Linked DNA regions of Homo sapiens: region 2 is linked to region 1. A link is a loop called in an ENCODE intact Hi-C map of the cell type or tissue named here. Cell type or tissue: OCI-LY7. All regions are shown on one strand. Links, peaks and the distances in the headings refer to the core of each region. The heading gives the core; the rest is flanking DNA.

Region 1 (5,540 bases), core at 205-5,204:
TTCAAGTAAATTTGGATTTGCACATGTGAAAGCCTCTGTATCTTGATGTGACAAGCACACCCACTTTCTGGTAGACTGGCTAGAAAGGAATTTGAGAAAGTTAGGACTGGCAAAATTTCATTAGCTCCTAAAGGTGCTTCCTTTTTTTCTTTTTCTTTTTTCCCACACTACCTTACCAATGTAAGGGTGTTTCCTTGAACAGATGTGTAGCTGTATTTCAGCTCTGTACAGCCACCACAGCCCCGTTTCGTATGTTTTAGTCCTGTCTCCAAAATTATGTTGTCAGATCATTCAACATAAAGGACCATACTTTTTCCTTGTCTTATACCACCCACTGAGCTGACCAGGAGTTGGAAACAAGGTGGCTGGATGTTCAACTGTTTATTTTCTTATTCAGTTCATTGGCTTGGACCACCCTAGACTGGACTAGACTAGCCAGTAAAGGAAGAATTGTCCCTATAGAAGCTCCAGACCATTCTGGAGTGGGAAAAAATAGTGAAAAAGGGCAAAAGTTTCTTTTCTAGAAGTCTTGGAAAAAGACTGGTGTTTCATTGGCTCTGATTTGGTCACATGCCTGGCCCTGAAAAAAAAAAATTAATCCAGCCAGAGTCCTGCAATGCACATTTGCCTGGTTTTTAAAACCATGTGCATATATATTTTAATTAACTTTTAAAATCATAAAATAAAGAAAAGTACATAAAGCACACAGATGGAATATAGTGAACAACTATGTAATCACTATGCAGATCAAGAGCAAAAACATCGCTGGGATCCCAGAAGTCCTTACTTCATGTGTCTCTTCCCCATCATAACTCCCTCCTTCCTTCCCTCTAGAGATAATTATTATCCTGACTTTTATAGTAATTACTTCCATTTCTTTACAGTTCTGCCAAATGAACATCCCTTAAAAATATAATTTAGTTTTGCTTGTTTTGAACTTTATATAAATACCATGTGTATTCCTTTGTGTCTTACTTCTTTCACTCAACATTGTTTTATGATCGATCCATGTTGTTCTGTGTAGCTGTAGTTCATTCATTTTTATTCTTATATAGTATTTAAGTGTGTAAATATACCACAATTCACTTATTCATTTTATTGTTGTTGGATATTTTGGGCTGATTTCAGTTTGGGCTGATTATGAATAATGGCCATTATTCACATGGCCATTTCTGTACACATTTCCTGATACATATGTATATACATTTCTGTAGGGTATAAATTTAGAAGTGAAATTACTGGTTCATGGTATATACATATCTTCAGCTTTGCTAGATCCTATCAAATTGTTTTTAAAGTTGTGTCAATTTACGCTCCCATACTTTTGCTGTGTGTGAAATTTCTTGTTATTTCACATCTTTGAAAATACTTTGTATTGTCAGATTTCTTAATTTTTGTCAAATTGATGCTTTTACATGGGTTTTCATTGTGGTTTGAATTTGTATCTCCTTGTTTATTTATGCAATGAATGCCTTTTAATATATTTATTAACAATTTGTACTTCCACTTGTGAGACATGTCAAAGTCCTTTCACCTTTCTGGATCCAAGTCTTTTTTTTTTTTTTTTTGAGACGGAGTCTTGCTCTGTCACCCAGGCTGGAGTGCAGTGGCGCGATCTCAGCTCACTGCAACCTCTGCCTCTTGGGTTCAAGCAATTCTCCTGCCTCAGCCTCCCAGATAGCTGGAATTACAGGCACTTGCCACCGCGCCTGGTTGATTTTTGTATTTTTAGTAGAGACAGGGTTTCCCATGTTGGCCAGGCTGGTCTTGAACTCCTGACCTCGTGATCTGCCTGCCTTGGCCTCCCAAAGTGTTGGGATTACAGGTGTGAGCCACTGAGCCCGGCCTCTGGATCCAAGTCTTTTGTCAGTTGAATATGTTGGGAATATCTTCTCTCACTCTATTGTTTCCATTTCTTTCTAGTATATTTTGATAAACAGAAGTCCCTAATTTTAATGTAGTCTGATGTTTTAATCTTTTCTTATATGATTGGTGCTTTTGTTTCTTATTTAATATACCTTATTTAAGATATGTTCAAAGTCATGAAGATATTCTTCCCTATTATATTACTCTGTATTATCTCCCACAAATTCTGTTGGCTTTCCTTTCATATATCAACCAGTCTCAGTTGTTCTGAGATTAGCTTTTGTGTATGATGTGAGGTAAGGATTCAATTTAAAACTTTTTCACATGGATACTGATATGGTTTGGCTGTGTCCCCATCCAAATATCAACTTCAATTGTATCTACCAGAATTCCCACATGTCGTGGGAGGGACCCTGGGGAAGGTAACTGAATCATGGGTTGGTCTTTCCTGTGCTGTTCTCGTGATAGTAAGTCTTACGAGACCTGATGGGTTTATCAGGGGTTTCCACTTTTTTTCTTCCTCATTTTTCTCCTGCCACCACCATGTAGGAAGTGACATTTGCCCCCGCCATAATTCTGAGGCCTCTCCAGCCATGTGGAACTGTAAGTCCAATTAAACCTCTTTTTGTTCCCAGTTTCAGGTATGTCTTTATCAGCAATGTGAAAATGAACTAATACAGATACCTAACAACCAGTGTTGAAAAGGCTGTTCTCTTACCAATGCTCTGCAGAGCTCCCTTTTAAATAAATTCCATGATGATATGTGTCTGGATTGGCGACTGCACTCTCTATTTCTTCCAATGGTTATGTGTCTATCCCTACATAAATACCACATTACTTATTTATTATAACTTCGTAATACATTGTGGTATCTGGAAGAGCATTTCCTCCCAGCTGGTTCTTTTTCAAGAGTATATTGGCTATTTTTGATCTTTTGTATTTTTGTATAAATGTTAGAATCAGCTCATGAAGTTTCAAAAAATTGTTAGAATTTTTATTGTGGTTCCATTCAATCTATGGACTATAGATGCATTTCCAGATAATTGATATCCAATCCGTGAGTCTTACAATCCATCAAGATGGACGGTATCTCTGCATTTATTTAAGTCTTCCTTAATGACTATTAATGAGGTTTTAAAAATAATCTCAAAGGGCTTTTACACCTGTTTTATTATTAGAGTTATTCTTAGGTACTTGATACTGTTAATGCACTTGTATACAGCTTTTTGGGGGTAATTTTCTTATCTAACTGTTGTTTCTTTTCATTAAACTTTTTATTTCAGATCATTGTAGAATCATATATAGCCTTAAGACGTAATACAAAGAGATTCCACGTATCCTTTACCCAGTTTACTCTGATGGTAACATCTTGCAAAAGTAGCTTATGATATCACAACCAATAACAATATTGTTATTAACACTGATACACTCAAGATGAAGAACACTTTTATTACCACGAGGATTCCTCACCCATTTTACTCCCAACCTCACCTCTTCCTAAATCCCTGGCAACCACTAATTCATTCATTCTATAATTTTGTCATTTAAAAATGGAAGCATATAGTATGTAACCTTTAGGGATTGGCATTTTTACTCAGCATAGTTCTCAAGATTTTCATTCAGATTGTCATGTACCAATAATTTGTTCCTTTTTCCTTAAACATTAGGTGAAATTCTCCAGTGGAACCATCTACACCTGGAGATTTCTTTTTCTGGGATTTTAAAAATTATAATTTACATTTACTTAATACTTATAGGGCAATTCAAAATATCTCCTTCATATTGGGTTAGTTGTAATAGTTGGTTTTTCTCAAGGAATTGGCTCATTTCATCTAAGTTGTTAAATTTTATGAGTGTTTATCCTTTGAAGTCTGTGGGGTCTGTAGAAATATCCCGTTTCATTCTTGATAGTGGAATTTGTGTCTTTCTTTTTTTCTTTGCCAGTCTTGTTAGAGGTTTATCTCTTTTATTGATCATTTCAAAGAATAACCTCTTTGCTGCATTGATTTTGTCTACTTTTTTGTTTCAATTTCATTGCTTTCTACTTTTTATTATTAGCTTCTTTCCTCTTGCTTTGACTTTATTTTCCTTTGCTTTTCTACATACTTGACATGGAAGCTTAGATTATTGATTCGAGATTTTCCTTCTTTCTAATATATGCTTTGTGCCATGAATTTCCCTTGAAGTACTGTTTTAGCTTCTTTCATTTGTTGTATTTTTATTTTCATTTGGTTCCATGAGGTTTTTTATTTCCCCTGAGTGGAGTATAGAAACATTCCTTTGAAGCTCTTTACTCTTTGCCATTTGTAATATAACTGTTTTAAATACTCCCTCTACATACATTGAAGAACACAGGAGAGAATGTTATAATTTTTGCTTTGACCCTTGAACATAATTTAGAAGACTCAAAGGAAGAGGGAAAGTCAATTTTATTTACCCATATTTTTGCTTACTATATTTTTTTCTTCCATCTCGATGGTCCAAGATTCCTGCTTTTATTATTTCCTTAGAGAATATTTCCTTAGAGAATATCCTTGAACTGGTCTTTGAGGGTCTACTGCGACAATTTTTTTTAATAGAAACAGGGTCTCAGAAAGGGTACTCTATATTGTAAAACCTGCCTAATTTTTCTGACTCTTATGAAAACTATTGCCCATGCATACTTCTACTTTTAAATAAACAACTTTGATGATGTAACTTGACTTGCCAGAGTTACAGAAGTTTTGTCCTCACTTAATGAATAAATTGTACGTATTTTTTTCTAAAACAATAAAGAGAAACAGGGTCTCGTTCTGTCATTCAAGTGGAGTACAATGGTGTGATCACAGCTCACTGCAGCCTCAGACTCCTGGGCTCAAGTGGTCTTCCTGCCTCAGACTCTCAAGTAGCTAGGGCTACAGGTGCATGCCACCATGCCCAGCTACTTTTTTTATTTTTCTTTTTGTAGAGACAGTCTCACTATGTTGCCCAGGCTGGTCTTGAACTCCTGGCCTCAAGCAATCTTTTAACCTGGGCCTCCTAGAGCACTGGGATTACAGGCAAAGCCACAATACCAACCAATTTCTTTTAGTTTTCCTTCATCTGAGAATATTTTTTGGTTTCCCATTTATTTCTGAATGATATTTTCACTGGGTATAGGATTCTCAGTTGACAGTTCTTTCTTTCAGCACTTGAAAAATATTGCACCACTTTCTTCTGGCATCCATAATCTCTGTCATTGGAATTGTTTTTCCCCTTTTGGTAAAGTGTCAATTCTCTTTTATAGCTTTCAAGATTTTTCTTTCTCTAGCTCCCCAAAGTGTGACTCCTTGTGAATTTCTTTGACTTTATCCTGTTTAGGATTTGCTCGGCTTCCTGAATCTATAGCCTAAGCCTCTTGCCAAATTTGGAGAGTTTTCAGCCATTACTTCTTCATGTCCTTTTCCAGCTTTGTCCTCTTTCTCCTCTCCTTCTGGAACACTAATGACATAAATATCATTAGTGTCTTTTGTCCTATAGGTCTCTGAGGTGCTATTCATTTTTTTCTATTTTTTTCTCTGCTATCCAGATTAGGTAATTTATATTGTTCTACTTCAAGTTCACTGATCTTCTCTTCTGTTCCTGCCATTCTGTGATTGAACCCATCTGTTGAGTGTTTTATTCTATTACTCTATTTGTCAGTTCTAAAATCTCTA
Region 2 (5,090 bases), core at 91-5,090, 290 kb after region 1:
TCTTGACTTAAATTGTCAGAATGTAGCTTTCCTTGGTCTAGGTGAGGACAGAAGCCACTGGCACATGTGCCATAAGAGCTCACTTCCACCGTTCTGCTTTCCACTATGAGAGTCACATCAGCTGCCAATATGATCCTTCATACTTGGAGAGTGGAAGTCTGTGTTAAAATACTTGTGCATTATGCCTGGCATATCATTGGCACTCAATAAAATGAAGCTTCTGTTTTATGCTATTTCTGTAAAATTAATAGTTTTTGATACCCCTCTAATATTTTAAGTTTTTGGAATTCTAGCAGTACTAATGATCATATACTGGCTTACCTCTGTTTATTACACTTTACAGTTCATTGTGCTTCACAGATACTGTGTTTTTTCACAAATTGAAGTTTTGTGGCAATACTGTGTTGAGCAGATCTCTCTGCCATTTTTTTCCAGCAGCATGTGCTCACTTCCTGTCTCTGTGTCTCATTTTTTCATTATCATTATGTCTGTTATGGTGATCTCTGATCAGTGATCCTTTTTGTTTGTTTGAGACGGAGTTTCACTCTTGTTGCCCAGGCTGGAGTGCAATGGCACGATCTCGGCTCACCGCAACCTCAGCCTCCCAAGTAGCTGGGATTACAGGCTTGTGCCACCATGCCTGGCTGACTTTGTATTTTTAGTAGAGATGGGGTTTCTCCATATTGGTCAGGCTGGTCTCAAACTCCTGACTTCAGGTGATCCACCCGCCTCAGCCTCCCAAAGTGCTGGGATCACAGGCGTGAGCCACCACACCCACCCTGATCAGTGATCTTTGATGTTACTATTGTAATTGTTTTGGGACACCATTAACTGCGCCCAAGATAACAAACTTCATCTGTAAACGTTGTGTGTGTTCTGACTGTTCCACCAAGCAGCCATTCCCATCTCTGTCCCTCTCCTCAGGCTTCCCTATTGCCTGAGACACAACAGTATCGAAATTAGGCCAATTAGTAATCCTCAAATGGCCTCTATAAGTATTGAAGTGAAAGGAGGAGTTGCGTATCTCTCACTTTAAATCAAAAGCTAGAAATGATGAAGGTTAGTGAGGAAAGTATGTCTAAAGGCTGAATAGCCCAAAAGCTAGGCCTCTTGTCCAGTTAGCTAAGTTGTGAATGCAAAGGAAAAGTCCTAGAAAGAAATTAAAAATGCTATTCCAGTAAACACATGAATGATAAAGCAAAGCAAAACAACCTTATTGCTTAGTTTCTCAGGGTTCAAAGCAAAATAAAATAATAACAAAAAAATGGACTTATGCTAATATGGAGAATGTTTTAGTGATGTGGATAGAAGAACAAACCAGCCGCAACATTCCCTTAAGCCAATTCCTAATCCAGAGCAAGGACCCAACTCTCTTCAGTTCTATGAAGGCTGAAAGAGGTGAAGAAGCTGCAGAAGAAAAGTTTGAAGCTAGCAGAGGTTGATTCATGAGGTTTAAGAAAAAAAGCTAAGTGCAAGGTGGAGCAGCAAATGCTGAGATAGAAGCTACAGAAAGTTATCCCAGAAGATATAGCTAAGATCATTGTTGAAGGTGGCTACACTAAACAGATTTCAGTGTAGACTCAATAGTTTTATATTGGAAGAAGATGCATCCAGAACATTCATAGCTAGAGGGGAGAAGTCAATGCCTGACTTCAAAGGGCAAGCTGATCTCTTGTTAAGGGTTAGTTAAGCTGATGACTTTAAGTTGCAGGCAGTGCTCATTTACCATTATGAAAACCCTAGGGCCCTTAAGAATTATGCTAAATCTACTCTGCCTGTGCGCTATAAAGGGAACAACAAATCATGGATGATAGCACATGAATTTACAGTACAGTTTACTGAATATGTTAAGTCCACTGAGACCTAGTGCTCAGAAAAAATATTTCAAAATATTACTGCTCATTGACAATGCACCCAGTAACCCAAGAATTCTGATGCAGATGCACAAGGAGATTGTTGTTTTCACGCCTGCTAATACAGCATCCATCCCACAGTCTGGATCAAGGAGTGATTTCAATTTTTAAGTCTTTGTATGTAAGAAATACTTTTTAGAAAGCAGTAGTTGCCATAGATAGTGATTCCTCTGATGGATCTGGGCAAAGTAAATTGAAAACCTCTGGAAAGGATTCACCATTCCAGATTTCATTAAGAACATTCATGATTCCTGGGAGGAGATCTGAAAAAGTGCTGTAATCCAAGCATTTTGGGAGGCTGAGGTGGAAGGATCTCCTGAGGCCAGGAGTTCAAGATCAGCCTGGGCAACATAGCAAAACCCTGTCTCTGTAAAAAATAGAAAAAATTAGCTAGGCATGGTGGCATGCGCCTGTGGTCCCAGCTACCCGGAAGGCTGAGGTGGGAGGATCGCTTGAGCCCAGGAAGTCGAGGCGGCACTGAGCTATGATTATACCACTGTGCTCCAGCCTGGATGACTGAGTGAGACCCTGTCTCAAAAAACAGAACAAAACAAAAAAAAATTGCAGTTATGCCCTGAGCCAAATGTTGAGCTTTTCTGCCCACAAAGTGCAAAATTGTAGTACTGGCAGAGGTGCAACCCAAGGGGTCGCCAGGGTTCTCACCGCCCTTGGCCATGGGGCAGGCTGATCTAGACAGCAGGGGGATGTTTTCAGGGCTGAAGGTTCCCCCTACCTAGTCGTGAACACATCGGGTGCTGGAGCACCTGTGTTCCCATGAGGCCAGCGTGGGCCATGCATGGCTTCAAAAGGCCCTCGAGGCTTGACTAAGTGCGCCAGTTTCATTCTGAACATGCTGCTCTAAAACACATCCCTGCTGAGCCACAGGAGGATCAGATATTGTGAGCTTCTGGCCCGTTGATGCTCAAGAGCTGGGGCATGCGGGGAAGACTCCAGAACTTCTAACTCTCGCTAACCTTACATCTGGGATTCTTACGCCCTCAGCTGAAGAACTCTATGAATTTCAGCTTTGAAGAGGTTCTTCTAACACTTGGCCAATTTCAACCAGGCTTTGCTAAAGTCCTCTGAAATTGGGGGTCTGAAAGCCAGTTACTTGGATCACAAGTTACCTGTGAAATCTGCAAGGACCTGCTGTCAGGGCTCATTAAACCCCGAAGTATGGCACCTTGGCATGCGGACTACTCTGACCCAGAGGAGACTGGAAGGCCTCAGAAGCCAGGTCTTTGTCCTTCCCTCCTGGTTCCTGCCTCCTTTTCTCCCCCAAATTGAGTCCCAGAAACCAGAATTCCTTTTCCTCAAAGCAGGTCTTAGAAACTAGAATTCCTTTCTCTCAAACCCAGCCATAAAACCTAGCTAGGTCACTCTCTCCCTTCTCCCTGGAAGATCCTCATTCCCGAGGGGGATACCCAGGGGAAGGGGAATTGTACAGAGCGGCTTTGCTGGGTTTCCCGACTCTGTCCATCACCGTTAGGCCAGATCCTTTGTGTCCAATCACATTTCTGCGTGGATGTTCATTCATCAAACCTAAATACAAAAATAAACGTTTTTATGGCCAGGACAAAAAAAAATTAACAGGAGTTTGGAAGAAGTTGCTTCCAACCCTCATGGATGACTTTAGGGGTATAAGACTTTGGTGGAGGAACTAATTCCAGACGTGGTAGAAATTGCAAGAGAAGTAGAATTAGAAAATGGAACATGAAGATGTGACTGAATTGCTGCAACCTCATGATAAAACTTGGACAGATGAGGAGTTGCTTCTTACGGATGAGCAAAGAGTGGTTTTTCTTGAGGTGGGGTCTGTTCCTGTTGAAGATGCTGTGAACATAGTTGAAATGAAGACAAAGGATTTAGAATATTACATAAGCCTGTTAATAAAGTAGTAGCAGGGTTGGCAAGGATTGACAACAATTTTGAAAGAAATTCTACTGTGAGCAAAATGCTATAACAACATTGCATGCTACAGAGAAATCTTCCGTGAAAGGAAGAGTCAGTCTATGTGGCAAACTTAATTGTCTTATTTTAAGAGATTGCCAGTTGGTCAGGTGCAGTAGATCATGCCTGTAATCCCAGCACTTTGGGAGACTGAGACAGGTGGATCACTTGAGCCCAGGAGTTTGAGAACAGCCTGGGCAACATGGCAAAACTCCATCTCTACAAAAAATACAAAAATTAACTGGGCATGGTGGTGTGCACCTGTAGTCCCAGCTACTCGGGAGGCTTAGGCAGGAGGATTGCTTGAGCCCAAGAGTTCGAGGCTGCAGTGAGCTATGATCATGCCACTGCAACTCCAGCCTGGGTGACAGAGCAAGACCCCATGTCTTTAAAAAAAAAAAAAAAAAAAGACTCCCTGAAGGCTTAGATTGTTATGAGCATTTTTTTAGCGATAAAGTATTTTTAAGTTAGGGTATGTGCTTTTTTTTATGAAATGCTATTGCATACTTAATAGACTACAGTATAATGTAAACCAAAAAATTGATGCGACTCTCTTTATTGCAATACTCGCTTTATTATGGTGGTCTGGAACGGAACCTGCAGTTATCTCCAAGGCATGCCTGTAATTCAGTCCTTCATTTTACATATGAGGGGAATATATGTCACTTAATATAACCCCATTTAGTTTACATGTTAGGAAACTCTACAATAATAATCTGTAGTAAAGTATGTTCTGTGGGAAATACAGGATTAAGCAAAATTAAACCACTTTCTTCTCAGGGCATCTTGGACTCCATTGTATAGTTAATTCTTACTAAGTGACTTATGTGGATTTCTCCACTGTTTACCTCACGTAACATGAAGATATGGGAGTAGAAGCTATTGAAATGGTATTATTGTCTATTCTGTTTACAGGACTGGAAGCAACCCCAAAATTAGACGCAACAAAATCTGGGGAGGACAGAATGGTGGAATTCTAGTTTATAATTCTGGTATGTTTAATCTGTCATCTTTTTTCTGTGTTAATAAACTTTAGAAATACACCTTCTAGGCCGGGCACGGTGGCTCACGCCTGTAATCCCAGCACTTTGGGAGGCCGAGATGGGTGGATCACCCGAGGTCAGGAGTTTAAGACCAGCCTGGCCAACATGGTGAAACCCTGTCTCTACTAAATATTACAAAAATTAGTTGGACATGGTGGCACACGCCTGTATTCCCAGCTACTTG

Evidence for each region. Peaks named below come from ENCODE experiments on the same cell type or tissue, not always from the same donor. Only the 100,000 strongest peaks of a DNase experiment are listed, where the experiment ranks them.
Region 2: a loop joins it to region 1, with 4 times the contacts of the local background. A loop is called at or near these places in 2 of 110 quality-filtered maps.

The regions. Positions count from the first base shown.
Region 1 is chr2:48,099,636-48,105,175 of GRCh38, reverse strand. No RefSeq gene overlaps it. Among named protein-coding and RNA genes, the nearest start is that of FBXO11, 200 kb to the right of the region's middle. In OCI-LY7, for the core only: no CTCF peak of the experiment used is centred there; no DNase peak of the experiment used is centred there.
Region 2 is chr2:47,813,556-47,818,645 of GRCh38, reverse strand. It overlaps FBXO11 (F-box protein 11), which reads left to right. Exons shown (of 23, transcript NM_001190274.2): 17 at 4,779-4,855. Among named protein-coding and RNA genes, the nearest start is that of MSH6, 33 kb to the right of the region's middle. RefSeq lists enhancers at 2,536-2,585, 2,746-2,815. In OCI-LY7, for the core only: no CTCF peak of the experiment used is centred there; a DNase peak (open chromatin) is centred at 2,695.